Regions from separate parts of the Homo sapiens genome. Here regions 2, 3, 4, 5, 6 and 7 are each linked to region 1. The links are chromatin contacts, found by Hi-C or POLR2A ChIA-PET in ENCODE. All regions are on one chromosome and are shown on one strand. The core of a region is the stretch at or near the end of the contact, and the rest is flanking DNA. Distances in the headings are between cores, read along the strand shown. Region 1 holds the start of EIF4G2 (eukaryotic translation initiation factor 4 gamma 2). Region 2 overlaps MICAL2 (microtubule associated monooxygenase, calponin and LIM domain containing 2). Region 3 holds the start of ZNF143-AS1 (ZNF143 antisense RNA 1). Region 4 holds the start of LINC02989 (long intergenic non-protein coding RNA 2989). Region 5 holds the start of WEE1 (WEE1 G2 checkpoint kinase). Region 6 has its middle 28 kb from the start of WEE1. Region 7 holds the start of LINC02709 (long intergenic non-protein coding RNA 2709).

Evidence for each region. A loop is a pair of places that touch in the nucleus more often than their neighbours do. ChIA-PET counts read pairs that join two places held with the same protein, here RNA polymerase II (POLR2A). Pooled maps may share reads with other maps.
Region 2: a loop to region 1 is called in a pooled map, with 5 times the contacts of the local background. The contact joins the enhancer-like site here to the promoter of EIF4G2 in region 1. A Hi-C loop is called at or near these places in 7 of 50 pooled maps. POLR2A ChIA-PET finds 5 or more read pairs at or near these places in 2 of 52 experiments (Caco-2 and MCF 10A).
Region 3: a loop to region 1 is called in a map of CD8-positive, alpha-beta T cell, with 25 times the contacts of the local background. The contact joins the promoter of ZNF143-AS1 here to the promoter of EIF4G2 in region 1. A Hi-C loop is called at or near these places in 3 of 168 maps with a recorded cell type or tissue (B cell, CD4-positive, alpha-beta memory T cell and CD8-positive, alpha-beta T cell), 5 of 37 single-sample maps with no recorded cell type and 11 of 50 pooled maps. POLR2A ChIA-PET finds 5 or more read pairs at or near these places in 12 of 52 experiments (B cell, CD4-positive, alpha-beta T cell, CD4-positive, alpha-beta memory T cell and 7 more).
Region 4: a pooled map shows a loop between it and region 1 (2.1-fold over the local background). The contact joins the promoter of LINC02989 here to the promoter of EIF4G2 in region 1. A Hi-C loop is called at or near these places in 1 of 50 pooled maps. POLR2A ChIA-PET finds 5 or more read pairs at or near these places in 2 of 52 experiments (activated naive CD4-positive, alpha-beta T cell and naive thymus-derived CD4-positive, alpha-beta T cell).
Region 5: a map of heart right ventricle shows a loop between it and region 1 (11-fold over the local background). The contact joins the promoter of WEE1 here to the promoter of EIF4G2 in region 1. A Hi-C loop is called at or near these places in 3 of 168 maps with a recorded cell type or tissue (CD4-positive, alpha-beta memory T cell, ascending aorta and heart right ventricle), 1 of 37 single-sample maps with no recorded cell type and 14 of 50 pooled maps. POLR2A ChIA-PET finds 5 or more read pairs at or near these places in 11 of 52 experiments (CD4-positive, alpha-beta T cell, CD4-positive, alpha-beta memory T cell, HEK293 and 7 more).
Region 6: a pooled map shows a loop between it and region 1 (5-fold over the local background). The contact joins the enhancer-like site here to the promoter of EIF4G2 in region 1. A Hi-C loop is called at or near these places in 7 of 50 pooled maps. POLR2A ChIA-PET finds 5 or more read pairs at or near these places in 4 of 52 experiments (CD8-positive, alpha-beta memory T cell, PC-9, WTC11 and 1 more).
Region 7: a pooled map shows a loop between it and region 1 (9-fold over the local background). The contact joins the promoter of LINC02709 here to the promoter of EIF4G2 in region 1. A Hi-C loop is called at or near these places in 1 of 37 single-sample maps with no recorded cell type and 5 of 50 pooled maps. POLR2A ChIA-PET finds 5 or more read pairs at or near these places in 2 of 52 experiments (MCF 10A and activated B cell).

The regions. Positions count from the first base shown.
Region 1 is chr11:10,807,322-10,810,531 of GRCh38, forward strand. It overlaps EIF4G2 (eukaryotic translation initiation factor 4 gamma 2), which reads right to left and starts at 1,605. Exons shown (of 22, transcript NM_001418.4): 1 at 1,384-1,605; 2 at 1-60. LOC101928053 (a long non-coding RNA gene) reads left to right here and starts at 1,976. Exons shown (of 3, transcript NR_120540.1): 1 at 1,976-2,045; 2 at 2,536-2,600. RefSeq lists enhancers at 378-457, 1,188-1,447, 1,958-2,007, 2,083-2,689 and a silencer at 1,728-1,777.
Region 2 is chr11:12,173,042-12,176,251 of GRCh38, forward strand. All of the region lies in intron 3 of MICAL2 (microtubule associated monooxygenase, calponin and LIM domain containing 2), which reads left to right. Among named protein-coding and RNA genes, the nearest start is that of MIR6124, 11 kb to the left of the region's middle. RefSeq lists an enhancer at 1,551-1,600. Within about 2 kb of position 1,575, at least 6 of the 41 ENCODE cell types and tissues checked have a DNase peak (open chromatin) inside an H3K27ac peak, as active enhancers do.
Region 3 is chr11:9,458,738-9,461,947 of GRCh38, forward strand. It overlaps ZNF143-AS1 (ZNF143 antisense RNA 1), which reads right to left and starts at 1,961. Exons shown (of 1, transcript NR_036539.1): 1 at 819-1,961. ZNF143 (zinc finger protein 143) reads left to right here and starts at 2,275. Exons shown (of 16, transcript NM_003442.6): 1 at 2,275-2,339. RefSeq lists enhancers at 644-1,279, 1,479-1,558, 1,649-1,748, 1,809-1,888 and a silencer at 2,659-2,868.
Region 4 is chr11:12,085,159-12,088,368 of GRCh38, forward strand. LINC02989 (long intergenic non-protein coding RNA 2989) reads left to right here and starts at 1,713. Exons shown (of 2, transcript NR_186297.1): 1 at 1,713-1,962.
Region 5 is chr11:9,572,170-9,575,379 of GRCh38, forward strand. WEE1 (WEE1 G2 checkpoint kinase) reads left to right here and starts at 1,501. Exons shown (of 11, transcript NM_003390.4): 1 at 1,501-2,340. The coding sequence starts at 1,765. RefSeq lists an enhancer at 727-1,579 and silencers at 1,154-1,503, 1,524-1,733, 2,024-2,123.
Region 6 is chr11:9,599,858-9,603,067 of GRCh38, forward strand. No RefSeq gene overlaps it. Among named protein-coding and RNA genes, the nearest start is that of WEE1, 28 kb to the left of the region's middle. RefSeq lists enhancers at 758-837, 885-1,438, 1,098-1,267, 1,328-1,557. Within about 2 kb of position 1,719, at least 17 of the 41 ENCODE cell types and tissues checked have a DNase peak (open chromatin) inside an H3K27ac peak, as active enhancers do; they include PC-9, where a contact is called at or near this core.
Region 7 is chr11:9,757,802-9,761,011 of GRCh38, forward strand. LINC02709 (long intergenic non-protein coding RNA 2709) reads right to left here and starts at 1,732. Exons shown (of 3, transcript NR_033972.1): 1 at 1,628-1,732; 2 at 1-42. SBF2-AS1 (SBF2 antisense RNA 1) reads left to right here and starts at 492. Exons shown (of 3, transcript NR_036485.1): 1 at 492-702. RefSeq lists silencers at 302-701, 822-941.

The DNA of each region.
Region 1 (3,210 bases), core at 355-2,854:
TCAAAAGAATAATATTAATAGATGGGGTGGGGAGGGGAGGGGACAGGAGAAATGAAATACCTGGAACGAGAAAGAGCACCAAAATTAGACACTGCTAACATACAGATCTATAAGCCTTCATTCAATTACAACGTATTTCAGATCCTGGCACTGTCACTGCATTGCAGATCTGTAAGACTAACCTAAAATGTACTCAAAACACTGACAATTACATTTTGTTTAGCCACCTGGAAATTCCCCGGTGTTCAAGGATGCAAAGAGACTTCGTAGAACACAAGAGCATTTTAAACGGCTCAGAACGAATCTTTTGAAAAAGCCACATTCTACTATCTTTAAAACTGAGCACTGAGATCAATAGAAAAGTCTAACTACAGACACGAGCAACATCACGTGGAAAATGTCTGCCCTAGGAATTTTTACTGCCTTGACGAGGCCAGCGACTAGATGAGGTCTCTCCGAAAGCTCTTCAGCAGTTTTCCCCTGTCCACCCTTTCGCCTCCTCCCCGTGGAGAGCTCGTGGAAAGACGCGCGAGAGGGGGCCGGGTGTACAGGACTAGCACTTGCAGGCGGAAGACCAGGGCCACAACATGGCAGCAGGAACCTCCGCCCCGTTTTTCCCTTCCTGGGAACAAAAGAGCGGAGCATTCCTCCCACCCAGGCGCAAGTTAGGGAAGTGCTTCCGACAACCTCCCCGCGAGGCCCGGGTCGCTCGACGGGGAGGAGCAGCTGAGGCCACCCCCGCCAGCCCGGCGCCCAGCTCTTTGTTCTCCAAGCAGGAAGGCGGCCTCCTGCCCACCCGCCGCCTCCAAGCGGGCCCCCTCCTGCACCATAAATCCCCCCGGGACTGACAACCGCCTCGCCACGGCCTCCTCTGCTGACAAAAGGGGCAGAAATCATCACTCTCTCTTTCCTCCCCGACGAAGGGCAGCCCCTGCCGACTCCAGGTCCTACACACCTCCCCGCCGGGAGGCCAGGCTCCGGGACGCCTGCGGTTCCCTGGTCCCGCGCCAACGGCCTGGCCTTCCCTGCCGGCCCGCGTGCCTCCCGCCACGGCGCTAGCGGTCCGAGCCACGCTCCCTCGCCGTCCGAGCACAGCCGTGCCTCGGTCCGCCACGGCCTCGTCCCTGCAGGCGTCGGCCATCCGGCCATGACCGCACGGCGGCCTGGCCAACACTGACGTTTTCCTTCTACTCCGTCAGCAACAGGAAGAGAGAACAAAAGCCAAGACTTTCCAGGTATCTGAAGCGCAGAGGAAATGCTAAAAAAGGGTCGCCCCACCCGGCTCCGCCTGCGGCCGCCATTTTGTACCACTCGAGAAGAAGCGACCAGGGACGGCGGCCATTTTAGAGCGCTCCACTCGGCGGCGGCAGCGGCTCAACTCACCTTCACCGAGAACTCAGCAGCTGCCACCGCAGCTGCCTCCTCAGGATCCGGTCGTCGGGGATAGGGAAGGGAGGGGAAAGGGGAACGGAAAACAAAAAAAAGGGGGAGGGAAGGGGGAGGAAGGAGTCGGGGACGGCCTCAAACTCAGCTCAGAGGAGTCGCTGCTGCAGCCGCCACTCGGTACCCGCTGCCACCTCCATAGAGCTCCGACTCACTGCTGGCGCTAAGGCGTGTCTGAAGCCGAACTTATCACTCTTGGGGCAGCCGAACCCACCAGAGTCTCCCCGAATGGCTCCTTCGCCGCCCAATCAGCGGCCCGGTTGCCGTCTGCCACCAATCCGCGCAGGGCAGCGAGGAGGAGCCACAGGGCTGAGCTCGGTTGCGGCGCAGCCCCGCCGCAGTGCGCAAAGCCATATTCGCGAAGTCTCTGAGGCTGAGCCAGTGGCGTAAGGGGCGCCGAGCGCTGTCGAGATGAGGGTTGCGTGCGTAAAGCCGGAGAGCCCTTTTGAGTCTGCGTTGGCGTGGCTGCTGCTTCTTGCTCCAGTCCCTTTGTTCACTGAGTCCATATGCCATGCTCCAGTTGTATCATCCCCTTTTCCCTCGACCTCGTTTTCTCACCGGGAATATGGGAAGAAAACGCACCCTTACCTCCCCCGAACCCTGTGCGTGGCGAGTGAGCATTGCTTTTCTTGGCGCCCCTTGGAGCTGTGGCTGCCCTCGCGTGCCTGGCCTCTCCCGGGGCTGAGCCCTTCGGGTTGAGGCCTGGAGCCCCCGGGCGCAGCGCCGGGACACTACCCGGCTCCAGGTCCTCGGCTTCGGCAGCCTTAGGGAACCCAGAAAGTAGTGGGGAGGAGGCGAGACGTGCGCCCGGATGCCAAAGGGGAGCTTCATTCAGCTCCTTATTGGCCCACCCCCTGCAGAGTGAATGAGAAAGTGATGAAAGGAAGGGGTTGATTTTCTTCGAACCGCACAGAAGAAGCTGCTTTTCCCATAGGAATGTCCGGCTGGCGGTCACCGAGGAAAACACCCTGTGTGTCAGACTTCCGCGGGTGTTTGGAGGATTTCGAATTGCTAGCTCCTGTTTTTTTTTGTTTTTTGTTTGTTTAAGTGCACGTTAAACATTGTCAGTTGTGTATTTTCATTTTATTTAAGGTTCACCATAAGAAATAGGATTAAGCTTTTCAAAGCCGGCAAGTTGAACTATTTATACTTACCAGGTAATGTATTGATGAGTACCTTATTCCATCGTTTGCGACATTGTAGCTATACTAAAATGGAGTCATACTTCCATAAACTTAAACAACAAAAATGTCCCCATCTCCATTTTAACATGTAGTACTTTTACAGTGTATAGTCAAAGGCAAGAATGTGTGTGTTTTAACATGAATGACTTTTAAAGTGTTCAGTAAGAGGCAGGATTTTCAAAGACCCAAACTTAACCTTTGATGTGTCAAAACAGCTCTTGGTATTAGAGCACCTGGTCCTTAATACAATTTTCCGGAAAATTGCAGTTTTTCCTACGACATTTAAATGTAATAGAAGGCTGTGGTGTGGCTCTGAAGGTTTTTAACACAATTCCAACATCTGTAGATCTTTGCTATAGAATAGTCACCATTCCCTACTTTACTGTTACTACACTTATTGCTATTACATCAATTTTACTTGAACTTTAAAACTTGGAAGAGATATTCTAAAAAAAAAAAAAAACTATTTTGGGGTGGTGGTGGTGGTGCAAGTTTTGTTTTAAATACAAGAGGTTTCACTTTGTATTTCTTTGGACCCTTCTAGCTTCATGATAACACGAGAATAATGTTTCTTTATAATTTC
Region 2 (3,210 bases), core at 325-2,824, 1.4 Mb after region 1:
TATTATAATTATATTACATTAAAAAGTTACTCATTTCAAACTTCTATGCAGCTTCTTAGAAAGATAAACCGAGTCTATTATAATTTCAGAGGCTGCTCAGAGCCTTTGGCTCTATGTGACAGATTTCACTGCAACCTGGCGTATTCTACACCTCCTGCTATCGGTCTTACAGTCTTAAGAGATGTAAATACAGGGTAGCGAGCTATACCAAAGGGTGGTCTATGGGAAATCTGCAGTGGAAAGATTTTATTCTCAGGACCCTTTCTGCAGGGGACAGCTGTCAAAATCTGAGGAATATATAGGGGGAGATGTTTTTTAAGTTCAAATCTACAAGACTTAAGTCCAGGGGAAGTTTCATGTCCCCTTCCAGCCAAGGAGAACATGCTCATGTTTACTTGCAGCTGCCTGTTGCTCCTCTCTAGCTTTAAGAGAATGAGCTCTTGCATTTACTCTTTGCCCCTGGCATTCCCAATGTGTCTTTTTAAATTGTGGTAAAATATGTTTAACAAATTTGTCATCTCAACCATTTCTAGGTGTACAATTAATTCAGCGGCATTAATTACATTCTGGATGACGTACAACCATCACCGCTTCCTGTTTCCAAGATTTTTCCTCACTCCAAATAGAAACTTTGTGACCATTATGCAAAAACTCCCTGTTCCCTTCTTCCCTCAGCCCCTGCTACCCTCTCATCTTTTTGTTTGTGTAAATTTGTTTGTAATATTTCATGTAAGTGGAATCATATTGTCTTTGTCTTTTTGTGTTTGGTTTATTTCACTTAGCATAATATTTTTGAGGTTTGTCCACATGGTAGCATGTGTTGGAATTTCATTCTTTTCTTTTTCAATCTTAAAAATATATTTAACCAAATATATCCAAATTATTATTATTTCAGCATGTAATCACTGTGAAATTATTTAAAGCTATTTTACATTTTTTCGTACTGAGTTTTTGAAATCTGGTGTGTGTTTTATAGAGCATCTCAATTCAGATGCTAAATTTTAGTCAGAAATACTTAATCTGTATTTAAATTTTATAAAACTTACAGTTGAAAAAAGTAGATTTACATATCCAAGTTATTCCAGTCATAATTAAAACTTTTCCAGTAACTGAATTGAGTTTGAGGTTTTTTTCAAGCAAAATGTGGTAAAATATACATAACATAAAATTTTAACCATTTTAAAATGTATAATTTGGTATCATGAAGTACATTTACATTGTGGTACACCCATTACTATCATTCATCTCCAGAAGGTTTTCCATCTTGCAAAAATGAAACTCTGTACCCATAATCAGTCACTCCCCTCTCCTCCCCACCCCCACCCCCAGCCCCTGCCTACCACCATTCTACTTTCTGTCTCTAGAGTTTAACTATTAGGTACCTCGTTTAAGTGGAATTATACAGTATTTGTGGCTGGCTTATTCACTTGGCCTGATGTCCTCAAGGTTCATCTGTGACATATGCCAGAATTTCCTTCTTTTTAGGACTGAATAATATTCTATCCTATGTATGTACTGCATATGTTTATCCATTCATCCAGTGAGGAACCCTTGTTTTTTTTTTTCTGCTTTTTGGCTAAGATGAATAATGTGGTGATGAACACTGACGTGCAAGTATCAGTTTGAGTCTTTGTTTTCAGTTATTTTAGGTATATACCAGGAGTGGAATTGCTGAGTCATATGCTAATTCAACTTTTTGAGGAACCACCAAACTGTTTCCATTTACCCTTATATTTTAAATTGCCATCCCTGAGTTAAACTTTTCGCAATTATTAATTCATTCAAAAAATCATTTTCAGCCAGGCATGGTGGCTCACTCCTGTACTCCCAGTGCTTTGGGAGGCCAAGGTGAGTAGATTGCTTTAGCTCAGGAGATTGAGACCAGCCTGGACAACATGGCAAAATGCCATTTCTACAAAAAAATACAAAAAAGTAGTCTGGTGTGGTGGAATGCACCTGTAGTCCCAGCTACTTGGGAGGCTGAGATGGGAGGATCGCTTGAGCCTGGGAGATCAAGGCTGTAGCAAGATGAGATGACACATCTGCATTCCAGCCTGGGCAACAGAGTAAGACTCTGCTTAAAAAAAAAAAATCATTTTAAGTGCCTGCTACATGCCAGGTGCTAGGGACATAGCAGTAAAGAAAACAGACAAACCGAGCACGATGGCTCACGTCTGTAATCCCAGCACTTTGGGAAGCTGAGGCATGCAAATCACCTGAGGTCAGAAGTTCGAGACCAGCCTGGCCAACATGGTGAAACCCTGTCTCTACTAAAAATACAAAAATTAGCCAGGCGTGGTGGTGGGTGCCTGTAATCCCAGCTACTCAGGAGGCTAAGGCAGGAAAACTGCTTGAACCCAGGAGGTGGAGGTTGCAGTGAGCCGAGATTGCGCCACTCCACTCCAGCCCGGGCAACAGAGCAAGACTCTGGGTCGAAAACAAAAAAAAGAAAACAGACAAAATCCTTGTCCTCTTGGAGTTTATGTTCTTATCAGTGAGAGAGAGAGAGAAAGAGAGAGACAATAAACAAATGTGTGGGGAGTCTGTGTGTGTGTGTGTGTGTATGTCAGGTGTGTGTATATCCTAGGTAGAAGATACAGCAGGGCAGGGAGAGGAGAGTAGGTTGCTGTTTGATATAGGATGTCCTGGGAAGGCTTCTAGAAGATGGTGACATTTGAGCAGAGACCTAAAGGAGCAAGGTGATGAGTGTGCAGTTCTTAGAGGGGAGTGAATGCTAGGCAAAGGAGCAGCAGGTACAGAGGTGCTGACGCAAGTGTGCTCAGGATGTTGTGGAAACAGCAAGGAGACCTATGTAGCTGGAAGGAGGCAGGCTGGGGGTGGTAAGAGATGGGCCAGAGAGAGAGTGGGGTTGGGCCTTGGAACCCTTGAAAGGACTTGGGCTTTTACTCTGCATGAGATGCAAAGCCACAGGAGGCTTTGAGTGGAAAGTGACATGACTTCCTCAGGTAAGGAACTGTGAAATCTTGGGGATGAAAAACGTAAAGGAAGACTAGGGTCTCTCCTATCTGTGAGTCACGACCATCTCAGGCCTAAGGAATGTATTACATCCTGTGCTCATCATGTCTTAGAGGAGCTGCTCACTCTCTCACCACAAACCAGCAGATCAGGGACAGGCTGAAACCAGCCTCACTGCGAAGGTTAGGGCAGACTTGGCCATTCTGATTTAAAGTCTTTTTGGAAGAAAAAACC
Region 3 (3,210 bases), core at 711-3,210, 1.3 Mb before region 1:
GAGGGAACAGAAATTATAAATTAAAACCATTTGTTTTTCAGCTGGGCTACTTCTTTGTAACAGAGAATGTATCCATTGGGTAGGAGACTGATTTTAACTGAGCAAAATCCTCCAGTTAAAAGTAACCTAATCCTTTTTTTTTTTTTTTTTTTTTTTTTTTTGAGACGGAATCTTGCTCTGTTGCCCAGCCTGGAGTGCAGTGGCGCAATCTCAGCTCACTGCAAGCTCCGCCTCCCGGGTTCACGCCATTTTCCTGCCTCATTCTCCCGAGTAGCTGGGACTACAGGCGCCCGCCACCACGCCTGCTAAATTTTTTGTATTTTTAGTAGAGACGGGGTTTCACCGCGTTAGCCAGGATGGTCTCGATCTCCTGACCTCATGATCTGCCCGCCTTGGCCTCCCAAAGTGCTGGGATTACAGGCGTGAGCCTCCGCGCCCGGCCACCTAATCCATTTTTTATATGTGACACTTTTATTTTAAGGGCTTAAAAAGTAATCCGGGCCGGGCGCGGTGGCTCACGCCTGTAATCCCAGTACTTTGGTAGGCTGAGGTGGGCGGATTACGCGGTCAGGAGTTTCAGACCAGCCTGGCCAACATGGTGAAACCCCGTCTCTACTAAAAACAGAAAAATTAGCCGGGCGTGATGGTGGGCGCCTGTAGTCCCAGCTACTCAGGAGGTTGAGGCAGGAGAAATCGCTTGAACCTGGGAGGCGGAGGTTGCAGTGAGCTGAGATCGTGCCACTGCATTGCAGTCTGGGCTACAGGGCGAGACTCCGTCTCAAAAAACAAACAAACAAACAAAAAACAGTAATCCGAACTGATTTAAACTTCTTTATTAACAGAATATATGTTCAAACAAAGCTTAAAGTCCCATTTTCTTTCCATTGGCGTCTAGGCCCCTATTACTCAACTATCCGTTGGTTAGGGCCTGCACCTCAAGGTAGGCTTAATTGTAAATCAAAATATTTACTATCCACACTTAGAGGGCTATCTGTAACATCGTTTTTATTTATCCCCGTCCATTCGATAATCGTCTGAAATGCAAGACATTAAGTTGAACATCATCCAGCTTTCTCCCTGTTTTTCTAAGCGCGATCCAAATCTGTTACAACAGGGTAGTCTCTCATTCTCTTGGTAGCTCAATTCTACCCCCTGGCCGACTTAAGAAATTTTGAGTCTAATACACCCACCTCATCTTTAGTCGGCCTGGTGCGCCAACGCAAATTTGTACTGAGTACCTTCGGAACTGACTAGTAAGTATATCCAAAGGTTTAGAAAGGGCTGGGTTAAGAGCTACAAGAAGCATTAACCGCAACGGCCACAACTAATTTGTATCCATTCTTAGTAACTTTAGGGAACCAGACTGAATGCTTCTCCCACCCTTTTGACTTTCCTTTATTAGTTCGCAACACAAGAACATACAAAAGACCGTAGCGACAACCATTTCTGACGCCTTCAACTTTTAAATCCAAATTACGTGAAACCACAAAGCATCAGTGGTGTCTCCCCGAGGAATCCAAGACCCCCCGGCCGGTTGCCAAGCCGCCGGAATTTCAGCAGGAGAGGAAGGCTCACCCTCCCACCGCATGGCGATGCCCGGGAGACTGGAGAAGCTCAGGCAGGCTTGGAAGCCAATCCCCGGCATACAGCAGCTCTCGGGAATGCAGAGCCCTAGAGCAAGACCAAGGGCCTCGGCCGACACTGAGAGCCTCCAGGGAGAGGTCAGGTCTCTCTTTCTGTCCTATTTCTCCCTTCGACTTCCCTCCCAGCAGGCTGCTATTGAGCATTCAGCAATCGCCAGACAAAGCCCTTCTGGTCTGCAGAACGCACTCCGGCAAGCCCACCGGGAGAACCAAAGCCGCCTCCTCGCCCCTGTGGGGAAAATGGCGCTCGTCACCCCGGCTCCCTCCCGGGTAATCACAAGGACCAGCCTCCCTCCCTCGCTACAAAATGGCGCCTCCCGCTGGGGCCCCAGAATCGGTATGACTCGCTAGTCAGTGAGGCGGGGTCCGTCTGGGATAAGCGGTTATGTCAACCAGTCAGACACAGGAGCTTTGATTCTGCACTTTGCGCGAGCCACTCAGGGGCGGGCTGTAAAGTCAGGCTTGGCTGACGTCAGTTGAGTGGGCGCGGCTAGGGCGGTTTTCTTTCGCGTCGACCAAACGTGGGCCAATGGAAAACCGGAAGCGTCCTGTGAGTGATGTAATGACAGCCCAATGGAAGCTGGGGGCGGGCCTCAGACACACTATGCGGGTTGCGGGGCCTGGGGGCCGGACGGCTGTTTCCTGTCCTGGTGCATGGTGGTCGGACGAAGGAATTGTTGGAAAATTTTCTCGGAGGTTCGTATATAAATGTGTTTTTACCCAGTGTGCATTATTCTCCGCCTGGCCGCCGCCCTCAGCGCGGCGGCGCGGGCCCGCTTGGGCCCGGGCTCCGGCTCCCGCTGCTCAGCCTCCGCCGCAGGCCTTGCCGATTTTATGGGCCGGCCGCGGTAGCGGCGTCTGGGCAGAAGCGGAGTTTATTAATAACCCGCGGCCGCCACTCTAGGCGGCGGAGCTTTTTTCGTTGAGGACTCAACTCCCCCCAGCTTGTCTCTGAGCGATGCGCCCCGCCTGTTTCCCTCAGGGGACCGCCAAGGGGAGGGAGTGAAAGAGGGGAGGGTGGAGCCCTCGGGAGCCTTGGCCGCGTTTCTCGGCCTGACCTCCGCGCAGAGCGAGTCCCCAGGCGCCGCCGAGGCAGAGTTCCGCCGCCTGGGACGCCGGGCCCACGGGCCACACCAGGCCGCAGCGGGGGCGCCGGGGACAGGGCTGGCCCAGGCCCTCCCAGGACCTGCCGGTCTCACCTAGCGCTTGCTTCCCATGCGTATCGTGGGCAGATTGTTTCCCCCTCACCCTTTCTTCTATTAAAAAAAAAAAAAGGTTACTGAGGTCTAACATCGGATATTAGAAATTTACAATTTTATCCTCCCTTTTCTCCAGTTTTGGCCAAAAGAGTGAACAAATTCTTATAAGTCTCTTTGAAACGTATTATTGTGGAACGCGAACTAGTTTTTATTCCTTCCCCTTTTGCTTTGGACATTTGTTTTTTCCACATAATAACGAAGTTAAAAAGAGGAAAGAAGAATACCATTGCCAGCCCATTATTTGTTTAAAATCAGCGTCAGCCTTTGCTTTGGAAGTGTCTAAATCAGCTGATATAATCAAGTGAGAA
Region 4 (3,210 bases), core at 463-2,962, 1.3 Mb after region 1:
GTTTGCTTTATAGTTATTTATTAGAATGTATAATTTTCTATGCACTTTTCTGCATGTGCATTCATTTTCATAATCTAAAAAGTAGAAGTGGGAGACAGCCTTGTTTTAAGAGGAGGTTGGATGACAGTGTCACCCTCCACTTTCTTTTCACTTCCAAATTTACCACTGTGGTCCCAGAAGAGAAGTCCCTGCTTGGTGCTCATGTCCCCACCCTTCTCCTGGATCCCCCATACCCTGGGGATCAGTCCGGAGACCTCCACTCTCAGAAGCAAACTCATCCTTGACTGCGCCTGACTCAGCCATCCCTGATTGCATCTTCTGGGCTCTTGTGCTCCCAAGGATGTAATTGAGTGTGCTATGTGGGGAGACAGTCTCATGATTTCCTCGGATGGAAACCAAGTGGAAATAAAAATAGTTGTGCCAGATTGTTGGTGTGCATCACAGCTCAGGAGTGGCCCTGGGATGCCTGGGCCTGGGCTGGAACCTGGCATCCATGTTGTATGCCCGATTTCCTCCACCTCCTCCGCTCAGGGTGCTGGTGTGTATGCCACCTCTCTGAGTGAGACAGGAAGATTGCGTTTAGCTCAAGCACCTTCTCATCAAGACTCTTTCGGAGGGTTCAGAGGGCTTGTTTCTGAAGCACTCAGCAGGCAGCCTGGCATAAAGCAGGTGCTCAGTGACCAGTGGGTATCAGTTGGTCCCTTGCTGCTTTGAGTTGGGCAACACTGAGGTTGGGACTACAGAGGTCATTGCCCCTTAAGAAGAACCTAGAGCAAGTTATCTCTGAGGCCCTCGGAAGCTTTGTTCAAGGGACATTAAGTCCCTTTGTTTGGGGCTGGGGAGTACTGAGACTACAGTTTGGGAAAATGTTGGTCTCTGAGATGTAGGCTGCCTGATGACTAGCTGTGCAAACAAAACCTCGGACTTCCCTCCGCATTTCTTTCCTTTGACCCTTCAGTGTCAGCAAGCTCAGGGTCAGAAACCCTGCACTCAACTCCTTTGCTAGGGATTTGTGGAGGCTGATAAAAGCCCGCAAGGTGGCCAGGGCTGCTGGGCAATGTTGGCATCCTGCTGATACAAAAACTCAGCTTGGATCTCCAGCACCTTCTCCTCAGATAAAGCTGGTAATTTCCTGGAGCAACCACACTTGGAGAGAACCAAGCTTGCAGGGAGCTCAGAGCAGCCTAGGCAGGTCACAGTGGACAGGAGGGATGTGGGACTGGCAGGAGGAAGTCAGGAAGGAGCCTTGATCACTGACTGCAAATAAAAGCTTCATGTGGTGCAATGAAATCACCCTATATGGCTTGAGAGGAAATTCTCTGCAAGGAGCTGCATGCAAATAGGTCATCAAGTAATGGCAAAAATATGCAGCCAAATGGAGGTGCCCCTGCAGTTTCCGTGTCTCCAAGGACTAGATAAACTCCAGGAAGGACTCAGGGCTTGATACCACAAAGGATGGGGAATAAGAGATGCTCCCTCTGCCCCCATGAGCCCCCTTAGCCAGCCTCCTGCCTCCTGCTTCCCATCTCTCCAAGGGGATCCACCCTGAGTCTGACCAGCATCCCCGTGTTCCCTGTGGCCGGGATCAGGCAGGGACACAGAGATTGCTTGAGACACTTTCTGGTGACTAATGCAGTATACTTGAACAGGAAACAGACTGGAAAGGACTTAGGGGGAGCTATAAATAGCCCATGTCCTAAAAAAATGAACTTGGGAAGAAATGGAATTAACAAACTGGGAGGAGAACAAGGAGATCACAGGCTCCAAACAAGACCAAGCTTTCTCTTGGGAAATGAGCTTTTCTCCCAGATGGAGCTCCATCTGCCCTTGCAGGATCAGCTCCCCCAAGTGTGCCCTGCTCCACCCTGGGGTTGACCAGCCAGCTCAGCCTGCCTGCCAATATGATGCCTGGAATTGTCTGTGGTTCTGGGGGCCAAGCCTTGTCAGGATCATCACGTAAGGGTGTGTATGTGCGGAAGGGTGGTGGCTGAGGCTCAGGATTCAAGGACTATGGACCATGGTGGGAAAGTAGAGAATTGGAGCAGTGACAGGTCAGGGACATCCCTTCTGATGTTCCTCAGTTCTCTTCTGTTCTCTGGGCTTCAGCAATCTGCTGTCTCTTGAACCCAGTGAGGGGAGGGGTGAGTCAGGCAGAAGAATGAGCTCAGGTAGGATGGCACGTCAGCAGCCTGGAGTCTGACACCGGCCAAGACACTCAGTGGCAGAGTAATGTAGAATAGAACACTCCATTTCACTAAGACTGGTTCCTTTTCTGTAAGATTGAGAGGTTAGACTAGTTCACTGGATTTGAAATATTTTTATTTTTTAAAGATGCATAACCTTTCTCCAAAGGAAATCACAAGGAAAGAAGAGTACTGCCCTGGTTAAGGTGGGGACTCAGGGTTTCTCACACTTACACTCAACCATTTCCCTTGTGGTAGCCCTGAGAAACTGCCACAGTGCACCAGGGCGTCGCCCAGCTCTGTTGAAAGCCACAGGACTGGAGCACTTGGCAAGTTTGGCTGGCCACCCAAACACAGCTCCTCACGGTTTCTTTCTGTCTTTCCTTTCTCCATAGAGGCTGGAAAGCTAAAACAGTGAAAGGTAATGCTGAGCAATGGAGGCCTAACTAATGATGTCAGTGAAAACAGAGGAGGAACTTGTAATTTACACTCCCCAGCTAACTTCTTCCTCCTCTTCTTCTTTTTTTTTTTTTTTAAAGACAGCATCCTCCTGTCACTTAGGCTGGAGTGCAGTGGCATGATCATGGCTCACTGCAGCCTCAAACTCCTAGGCTCAAGCAATCCTCCTGCCTCAGCCTCCCAAGTAGCTGGGATGACAGAGGCATGCCACTATACGCGGCTCCTAGCAAACTTCTTATATCCTTATTAGTTATTGTGATAGACTGATTGCAAAAACAGCCACAATCGTCTATCCCTTCCAGTCCACACCCTCTGCATCCTCAATCCACACCCTCTGCAATGTGACCGTGTAGCTCCTCCCATCAAGAGACAGAATCCATTTCCCCACCCTTTGAATATGGGCCGGCCTTGAAATTTGCTTTGAACAGTGTTTATTGAAAGTGACAATGTGCCAGCTCCACGCTTAGGTCTTAAGAAGCCTGTGTCTTCTACTGTCTCTCTCTTAAACCCCTGCTGCTGCCATGAGAACAAGCTGGGGCTAGCCTATGAGAAATGAAATATCACACAG
Region 5 (3,210 bases), core at 251-2,750, 1.2 Mb before region 1:
CCTGGTATGTGCTTGTAATACCAGCTACCCGGGAGACAGGAGAATCGCTGGAACCCGAGAACCCGGGAGGTGGGGGCTGCAGTGAGCCGAGATCGCGCCACTGCACTCCAGCCTGGGGCGACAGAGCGAGACTCCGTGTCGAAAAAAACCAAACCAAACAAAAAACATGGAGAAGGAAGCATATACACCACGGGGTTGTTTACAACAGAAAACTGGAAGAGGCCGGGAGCGGTGGTTCACGTCTGTAATTCCAGCACTTTGAGAGGCCGAGGCGGGCGGATCACTTGAGATCAGGAGTTGGAGACCAGCCTGGCCAACATTGGGAAGTTCGTCTCTACTAAAAATACAAAAATTAGCCAGGTGTGGTGGCAGCCGCCTGTAATCCCAGCTACTCGGGTGGCTGAGGCATGAGAATCGCTTGAACTCTAAAGGCGGAGGTTGCAGGTTGTAGTGAGCCGAGATCGTGCCACTGCACTCCAGCCTGGGTGACAGAGCAAGACCCCGTCTCAGAAAAAAAAAAAAAAATAAATAAACAAAGAAAGAAAAAAGAAAACTGGAAGAAACGTGTAAGTGCATTAAGGGACAGATTAAATCAGTTTAACGAAGCACTAGGGAAATTTTTTAAAATTGCGTTTGAGTTTGCCGCGAGCCGGGCCAATCGGTTTTGCCAACGCATGCCCACGTGCTGGCGAACAAATGTAAACACGGAGATCGTGTGCCGGGCACTTGGTTTCGTGGTGGGCAACTGTGCTGCTGTTTCTTTTGGCCGCGGACAAGGTCGGCAGAGGTGGACCCCTGCTTGGGAGAGCTCTTCTCGCTGTGCTGACACCCGCCCCTAACAGTCACCCACCCCGGGGAAATAATGGGGCTCGGAGGCCTCCTCCCAGCCAGTGTCCAGCCTAAGCACATCGGCTCCCGCAGTTCAGAAAGGTCCCGAGGCCCGAGTCACCATTTCCGGCTCAGACCTCGACCCTGAACGTGGCTGCCCACTGCCACGCCCACTACGCCCCAGTGGCTCGCCCCAGGGGACGAGGGGCAAGAAGCGGCCTCCGAGGGCAGCGGCCGAAGGCCATTCGGTCCCTGGCTCTTCCCAGCTCGCAGAGACCCGGAGGCGCTGCCCGGCCGCCTGCCCCTCTTCAGATCCCCCAGCACCGGAGGAGCAGCGAGGGGGGTGCGTCCAGGCCGGCTTTCGGGTCGGCTTAGGCGAATCCAGCTCTCTTTTGCCCCTCCCAGAAGGCCCAGCCCCGTCCGGGCGGTGTTCGGGCGGCGCCGGGCCGGGCCCCCCGCCGCCCCAGGCTCGCTCATAGGCCCGGAACACCACAGCCCGCCCAGACTTGGCTGGCGCCGAGCCGGGGGTGGAGCCAGCGGGTTCCCGCCAAAATCGCGTAGCTGGTCCTTCCCCCGCGGGCTACGTCGCGCCCTCCTTTTTTTTTCAAACCCGGAGCTGCACTGGGATTGGTGGACTGGGCACTCACGTGGTTAACGGTCGCGGGAAGCCGCGGAGCCCGAACCTGAGACTGGACCTGAGGAGACCTCAGCCTCGGTGCTCGGGCCGCCCCGCCTCTGCCGGAAAGTCCGCGCCGCCGCTGCCGCCACCGTCCGCAGCCCGAGCGCCCCGGAGCCGCAGGCCGCCGCCGCGCAGAGACGCCGCGGCTGCGACTAGGCGCGCCCAGCCGCACGTGGCGGACCCGCCCCCAGGCCCGCAGTGTCCTGGACCCCGCAGGCCTCCGCTCTCCTGTCCTCGGCCCCGTCCCCAGGGCCGCGATGAGCTTCCTGAGCCGACAGCAGCCGCCGCCACCCCGCCGCGCCGGGGCGGCCTGCACCTTGCGGCAGAAGCTGATCTTCTCGCCCTGCAGCGACTGTGAGGAGGAGGAAGAAGAGGAGGAGGAGGAGGGCAGCGGCCACAGCACCGGGGAGGACTCGGCCTTTCAAGAGCCCGACTCGCCGCTGCCGCCCGCGCGGAGCCCCACGGAGCCCGGGCCCGAGCGCCGCCGCTCGCCCGGGCCGGCCCCCGGCAGCCCCGGCGAGCTGGAGGAGGACCTGTTGCTGCCCGGCGCCTGCCCGGGCGCGGACGAGGCGGGCGGTGGGGCGGAGGGCGACTCGTGGGAGGAGGAGGGCTTCGGCTCCTCGTCGCCGGTCAAGTCGCCGGCGGCCCCCTACTTCCTGGGTAGCTCTTTCTCGCCGGTGCGCTGCGGCGGCCCAGGAGATGCGTCGCCGCGGGGTTGCGGGGCGCGCCGGGCGGGCGAAGGCCGCCGCTCGCCGCGGCCGGACCACCCGGGCACCCCGCCACACAAGACCTTCCGCAAGCTGCGACTCTTCGACACCCCGCACACGCCCAAGGTGAGAGCGGCGGGCGCGGGCACCCGGCGGCCGGGGCCGCGGCGCCGGAGGGGCCAGCGCCGCTGCCTGGGTTCGGTTACAGAAGCGGCCGGCCGCTCCCCCCTCGCTTTCCTGCGCCGCCCCCCAAAGTTGGCAGCCCTTGTGTTTGGCCCTGCCCCGAGGTTGTCCGTTGAGATTATGTAACTGAACAATGGGCCTCGTCTGGAACTTCATCTTACAAAGGGGCCGATCGGCCCGTCCGGGTGGCCAAGGATTTGCCGCCCGTTGAGTCCGGGCCGCCCCGAGCGTGTCAGCCCCGAGTGCGGCACCGATAACGCGGTTCGCGAGGATGCTGGAGGGTGCCGGCCCGGCCACCTGACACTCCCGAGCCATAGGATGCCTTTTAAACGCGGCGATCGGGCCTGTAATTTGGGCGGCGCGGGCAGAAGGAGTTTAAAGAAAAATAATTGTCCCGCCCTGATCGTGTCGTGTCGTGTGGCGTGGATGGGGGAAAGGTCTGGGGCATGCAGGGAGACTACGCTTGGACTTGGGAGTAAAGGCTGGCCTTCCAAGCATTTACAGTCCTACAGACTCATCCTAAGTCCAGGCAGTACTGAGGCCTGTTTCTGGACAAGGTCTTGGCCCAGCATTTGTTTTTATCGTGGGTTTGCGGTGCCCAGAGTTTGGCCGGCCTCCGTGTGATTAGGAACATCCTACCGTAGATAAGGTATCTTAAAGAAGGAGGTGTTCAGCACCTGTGTTTTGAAAGGCCTTCGAGTACTGCGCAGATGACCACTTTTAAAACTGCAGATTTTAAAGCTGATACTTCCAGAGATTAAGACAAGCCTCGCATTTGTAAGGTTAACAGGGAAGATGCACCTTTTAAAGTGA
Region 6 (3,210 bases), core at 469-2,968, 1.2 Mb before region 1:
CTCGTTAAAAGATGGAGCAAAATACTGAAGCTGGGGAAGACAGAGGACCTGGCTCCACCACATGCTTCCCAATTAGATTCCTGGCTTCGACACTGAAGGGACCAGAGCATACAGGGAAATGGCACTTACGTTTACTTTGCTGATTCAATTTTTTGGTTCATTTTTTTCAATCAACATTTTTTTAAAATTTTTATTTTTATTTTTTGAGACAGAGTCTCACTCTGTTGCCCAGGCTAGAGTGCAGTGGCACGATCTCGGCTCACTGCAACCTCCACCTCCCGGGTTCAAGCCATCTTCACACCTCATCCTCCCAACTAGCTGGGACTACAGGCTTCTGTCACCATGCTTAGCTAATTTTTGTTTGTTTGTAGAAACGGGATTGTTGTCTAGGCTGGTCTCAAAGTCCTGAGCTCAAGCCATCTGCCCACCTTGGCCTCCCAAAGTGCTGGGATTGCAGGTGTGAGCCACCATGTGCAGCAACATTTACTTTAAGGACTTGCACTGTGCTAGTCCTTGCACCCTCATGTCTCCTGCGCCATCCTCCTGCTCCCAGTGTTCTGGTGCTGTCTCCTCTGTGCCCAGGCCTCTGTGCCTGAGACTTGGGCAATGTCAACCCCAGGTCCCCTTCTTTCTCCTGGTACCTGAATGCTGAGCAGTTACTAGCTAGTGCTAGACACAGATACAAATACAAACAAGATAATCCTTCTTCCTTCTCCATTGTACACAGTGTAGTGGAGGTATTAGGCAGAAACAACTAACCATATACAATAAAATAATGTCCTTTTGTGGCAAGCATAGGTCACTATGGGGACCAAATGGTAAGCAATGAATCCACGGGATAAAGAGCTGGGTATTGCTGTTCGCAGGAGAGGCGACACCTCATCTAGGGCTTGAAAGATGGATAAGAGTTTGCTAAGTGGATGAGGCAGAAGGGTTTCCTAGGTAGCGGGATCCATCATCATGAACAAGGCCCAGAGGAATGCAGCTGTGCAGGTTATTAGGGTGGCAAGAGCATAGTGTGTTTCACTGCCAGTGAAGCCAGTTTCACTGCCAGATTCATGTTTTCCATTGCTGGGTTTCAATTCTGCAATAAGCAAACTTCTGAAAAATATGAATTTCTGTTTATTCTTGTTCAGACCAAAGCTGAAAATATTGATGAATGAGCAAATGAAAGGAATGTATATAAGAGAGCTTAGGCTTTTTCCATCAAGGAATGAGTCACAACAACCCTGGGAAGAAAAGAAGAGAAGGACTTGTGTCACCATTGCAATGCTGTCCTCTTCGGAGCCCCATCTTCTTCTGGCAAGGGCCCAGAGCAGCTGCTCTTGCTGCAACACCAGCTCTGCCGTCTGCTCCTTCAGCAGGCTTGATCTAGGCACTGTCCCTCATGTCCCCTGCACCATCCCCCTGTCTCCAGTGTTCCTGGTGCTGCCTCCTCTGTGCCCAGGCCCTTGTGCCTGAGTCTTGAGCATTACCACCCACAGGTCCCCTTGGGTCCCTTCCTATCTCTTGGTTCCCGAATGCTGAGTGGCCCCAGCAGAGACAGAGCTGGAGGCTGGTGGTGGAGGGCAGAGCTGTACTTCGGAGCTGAGCATTTCTTCCCCTTTGGCAGAGCAGCTGCTTCTCTATCTTTCTTACTCTTTGGTGTCCAGACAGCACCAGGAAGAATCTAGCTCCCTCCCCGACAGGAAGTAGTATGCATATTTCCTGCTGAGCCCCAAGAGTGTTGCTGGTGTGAGGTTGACTGGAGGACTTTCCCACAGGCTGGGTTTGCGGTTTAATGTGAAAGCTGAAACTAGAGGAGGAGATGCTAACCAAAGTGGCCAGAAGGTGAATAAGAGCTCAAACCTTAGGGAGCAGCAAGGGCCAGTGCAGATGTCAAATTCAATTGCAAGCCAGAGGCAGAAGGCTTGGATCCCGGCTTGCACCTGGAGTGAGTGGGAAGGGCCTGGGACAATCACTGCCCACTCTCAGCTGCCCACTTGTCAGTTGCATGCAGTTGGTCTGTCACACAGGCTCATGCATGACCACATACACACACGCACACACACACACACACACACACACATTGGCTCACACATCTAGGGGGGCAGAAAATACCCTCACCCGGGGAGGGACCCAGACCCACGTGGGGAGTCTGCAACACAAATGCCCCTTCCCCTCACCTATTCTTCTGCACTAGGTTTTTTTGTTTGTTTGCTTGTTTTTTGGTTTTTGGTTTTTTTTTTTTTTTTTTGAGACAGGGTTCTACTCTGGTCACCCAGGCTGGAGTGCAGTGGTGCGGTCCTGACTCACTGCAACCTCTGCCTCCTGGGTTCAAGCGATTCTCCTGCCTCAGCCTCCTGAATAGCTGGGATTACCGGAGTTACTGTGCCCGGCTAATTTTAGTATTTTTGTAGAGATGAGGTTTTGCCATAGTGGCCAGGCTGATCTTGAACTCCTGGGCTCAAGAGATCCGCCTGCCTTGGCCTCCCAAAGTGCTGGGATTACAGGCGTGAGCCACCACTCCCGGCTGCACCAGATCTTAGAAGGAAACCCTTCCTCAACCTCCAGTCTTCTTACGGAGCACGTGCAGATTTACATCTGTAGATGTTTCCCTTCCAGAAGACTTCAAGGCTCTCCCTTTGGGCATAATAAGAAAAGAGATCAACTCAGAGGGAGCAAACACAGAGGGAGGGTTTGGGTAGACACTTTTGCAAGCAGCCTGGGAGAGGGGCTGAGGCCTTGGAAGCCAGGAGACAGAGGACAGCCCAGGGGCCTGAGGGACTGACAGAGCAAGGAGAGAGGTCTCAGCCATGTTCTTACGTGTTTTGGCACATGACCTCATTATCATGGGCAACGTACTAAGGCTATTTGACTGTGTTGTGGGAAAGAATTGAAAAACACTTAGCGGCTGGGCATGATGGCTCACCCCTGTAATCCCAGCACTTTGGGAGGCCAAGGCAGGGAGATGGCTTGAGTGTAGGAGTTTGAGACCAGCCTGGGAAACATGGCGAAACCCCATTTCTACTAAAAATACAGAAATTAGCTGGATGTGGTGGCGTATTCCTGCAATCCCAGCTACTCGGAAGGCTGAGGCAGGAGTATCGCTTGAATCCAGGAGGTGAAGGTTGCAGTGAGCCAACATCGTGCCACTGCACTCCAGCCTGGGTGATAGAGTGAGATTCTGTCTCAAGAAAAAAAGAAAAAAAAAATTACTTAGCAATGATG
Region 7 (3,210 bases), core at 482-2,981, 1.0 Mb before region 1:
AAAGAATAAAATGCTTCGCCATAATCTCACTCTGCAGACAACCTACAATGGCAAAAATCGCAATTAATTTTGCACCAACCTAATACTAGGATTTCAGTGCACAGCCTTCCAGGCCTACATTTAGGTTTGTTTGAAACAGGAACATGCGGTTCAACCGCCAACCTGAGCCCGCGTCCCCTAAGGCCAATACCACCATCCTGACCCTCCTTGGGAGGTCCTGAAATGACCCCAGTTCCAGGGGCAACGAAATGCATACGCTTTCGAGGGAAGGAGGGGAGGAAACGACCCTGTGGCGCAGGTCTGCACGGCCAAGGGGGTTCCCTGAGCTGGTGGAGCGGCGTGGCGTGGCCTAGGAAGTCCCTGGGCGAGGGAGGCGGGGCGCGGCGTGGTGGGGGCGACTGGGTGGTGCAGGCCTGCGCACGCGCGCAGCCGTGGGCGGGACGGGCGGCCTGGGGGCTTCGCCGCCAGGTGGCAGGCGTGCGCCACGCCCGCAGGTTCCAGCCCCGACCCGGGCGCGCGGGGCCGACTAGGGTCGGGTCCAGTGTGCGGTGGTCGCTCCGCTCCGGGCCGCTCCGCTCTGGGCGTCAGGGCGCGGGGAGCTGCCCCGGGGTTCTGTCCACCGGGGAGGAAAGCCACGAGCACTGAGCGCCTCCTGAGAGCCAGCCCTGACGTGAACTCATTTTATCTGCCACGACCCAGAAGGTGGGCGCAATTTTCCTATGTTCCAGGTGTGAAAAGTGAGGCTCAGGGAGCTAGGCAGTTGCCCAAGGGGACACAGCAGTGACGGCTCTGGGACGAAGCCCAGGTGTCCAGACGCGATGGCCTCTTCCCGCGTTCTCGGCGGGTACGGCGCGCCGCCTGCCTGCGGCCCGCGGGGAGGTGGTCGGGTGGCCGCCCCGGCTCCTCCTCGGGCCCCTGAGGATTTCCGGCCGGGACCCCGAGGAGGGCCCTGTGGCCTTGCGGCATCCGTGGTCACGATTCCAGCCCCACACGGCCTCCCGCCAGTCCCTGCGAGTGCCCAAGACGGGGCCGCCCCTCCCGTCTCCTCCCTTCTCTCCCCTCCCCGGCGTCTCCCGCCGAGGGCGCTGCAGGCGGCCTGGTTGGGATGAGGGCGGGCAGGCGGCCCACAAGCAGGGGCCTGTTTCCTGACTCGTTTGACCCTGGCTGTCCCTGCGGAGGCCCCAGCAGACCCAGCAAGGTCATCTAGGGCGAAATTCCAGTCTGAGCCCTGAGCAGTGACTTAAGTTTTCCCGATAAGGCTCAAGAAGGGACACAGATTGTCCTCCCCACACCCCGCACTCTGTCAGCACCTCCACTCTGGTGAAGCCTCTGCTGCAGACAGCCCGGCTCGAGAAGAGACAAAGATAGACTTGGGACAGATAAGGACAGAGACAGCCAGGGAGAGAGGGGCAAGGAGCTCAGAGGTGAAGATGGGGCCGCGCCGATGGGGAGGCAGCGGGTCTGCGGCCGCCGAGATGGGAAGTGGGCCCTGGAGCGGGCTTGCCGAGCCTACGACCGGGGCTGGGATGTTGGAGGAAGACGCGGTCATGAGGGCTGAAAAAGAAGGGGTTTTTGGTATGGTAGAAAAATGGATTGGGCTGGCAGCTCGAAGGCCACAGCCCTGTACCTCTGGGCCTGGTCTCGTGTGTGCACCTGGGACCGGTGGGTGAGGGGTGATGTAGAGTCAATGAGGGACGAGCTCGCTGAGTCTCCAGGAGGCAGGAGTGGAGAGGGCGAGGGAGGGAGGGTAGGACCTGTATACCTACGGTGGAGGGGGCAGGCGGGGGACAGATGCTGCTGGGCCAAGACTACTGAGTCTCTCCTGCCTGCTGGAGGTCCCTAGCTCAGGACTTATTCCATGCACACTCTGATAGAATATTTACGCCCAACACTAACTGTTTGGCTTGGCAAATAAGCAAAGCCATAAAGTCACAGCTGGCCTGTAGGCTCCCAGTCACCATGTGCAGCTGAGTCACAACCACTTCCCCCACCCCCTGGGGAGCAAGCGCCTATGCTCATGCCTGCACTCAGACACATATCCACACAGATACCCACAGATGCCGCGTGCCACTGAGTCATAGCTACCTCCTCAGAGAGCACGTGCCTGCATGTACTTGCACACAGGTCCCCACAGATGCCATATACACCTGAGTGTGAGTCATCATCACCACTGAACCCTGAGGGAGGGCACCCAGAGTGTGTTCTGCCATCCTTGCTTAGAGATACCCATATACACACATATACAGATATGTGCCCACCACACATCCTGTTGTACCTGCTGCATCATACCAGCAGATCAATAAATGTTTGTGGAATGAATGAATGAGTAAACAAATGAATGAACTAACAAGTGAAAACGTGAGTGACAACCACACTGCGTGGATACTCAGTAAAATTGGTTGGGGCAGCCCTGCGGGGTGGGTCCCAAGCTCTGTGTCCAGAAGGAGTTGTCTTGCTCCAAATATATCCTCTGTGGGCGGGCAGGGAGCCAGGGCTGCCTCCCAGACCCTGACTTCACTGGGCCGGAGGCCCAACCTCTGAGGAGTTGAAGAAAATTAACAAAGAAGAGGCCCTGGCTTTCTGTAGCCAAGGCTGAGCTGTGAGATGAGTTGGTGGGGGCATGTGTACTCTGGAAATACCACTTACTCAGAGACCTGAGATGCAGGACAGAGTGCTCTGCTGAAGGGCCCAGAGAGGACTGGTTCTGGATTGGGCTTCTTGGGAACTCTGCCCCAAATGTGCAGAATGTGCAGGAGGCCTGGTTCCACTTGAGATCTGGGGCAAATACAGTGCTTGGGCTGAGCTGGTGATTGCAAAACTGAGGCCCCCTATTAGACAGTTTTCCATCTAGGCCTGCCCTTCTGGCTTGGGCTTGTTCCCAGAGCTGCTTTCCTGTCTCTCCCTTGAATCTTCTTTTCTGAAGCCCCTGTGTCTCTGCCCTAATTCATCATCTGGAATATTTTAATATTACCCCAACTGGTCTTCCCGCCTTTAGACAGTAAGACCTATCTATCTTGCTTATAGCTGTCAGAGTTATTTTTCTAAAATACAGGTCCAACTATATAACTTTCCTGTTCAAAATCCTTCCATAGCTTCCCACTTTTCAGCATTAAAGTTGGATGGCCTCAGCCCTGTGATGAGATCCTTCATGACCTTACTCCCCTCTACCTGGAGGTTATGAAAGGGTAACATGTGGATGGATAGTTGTTG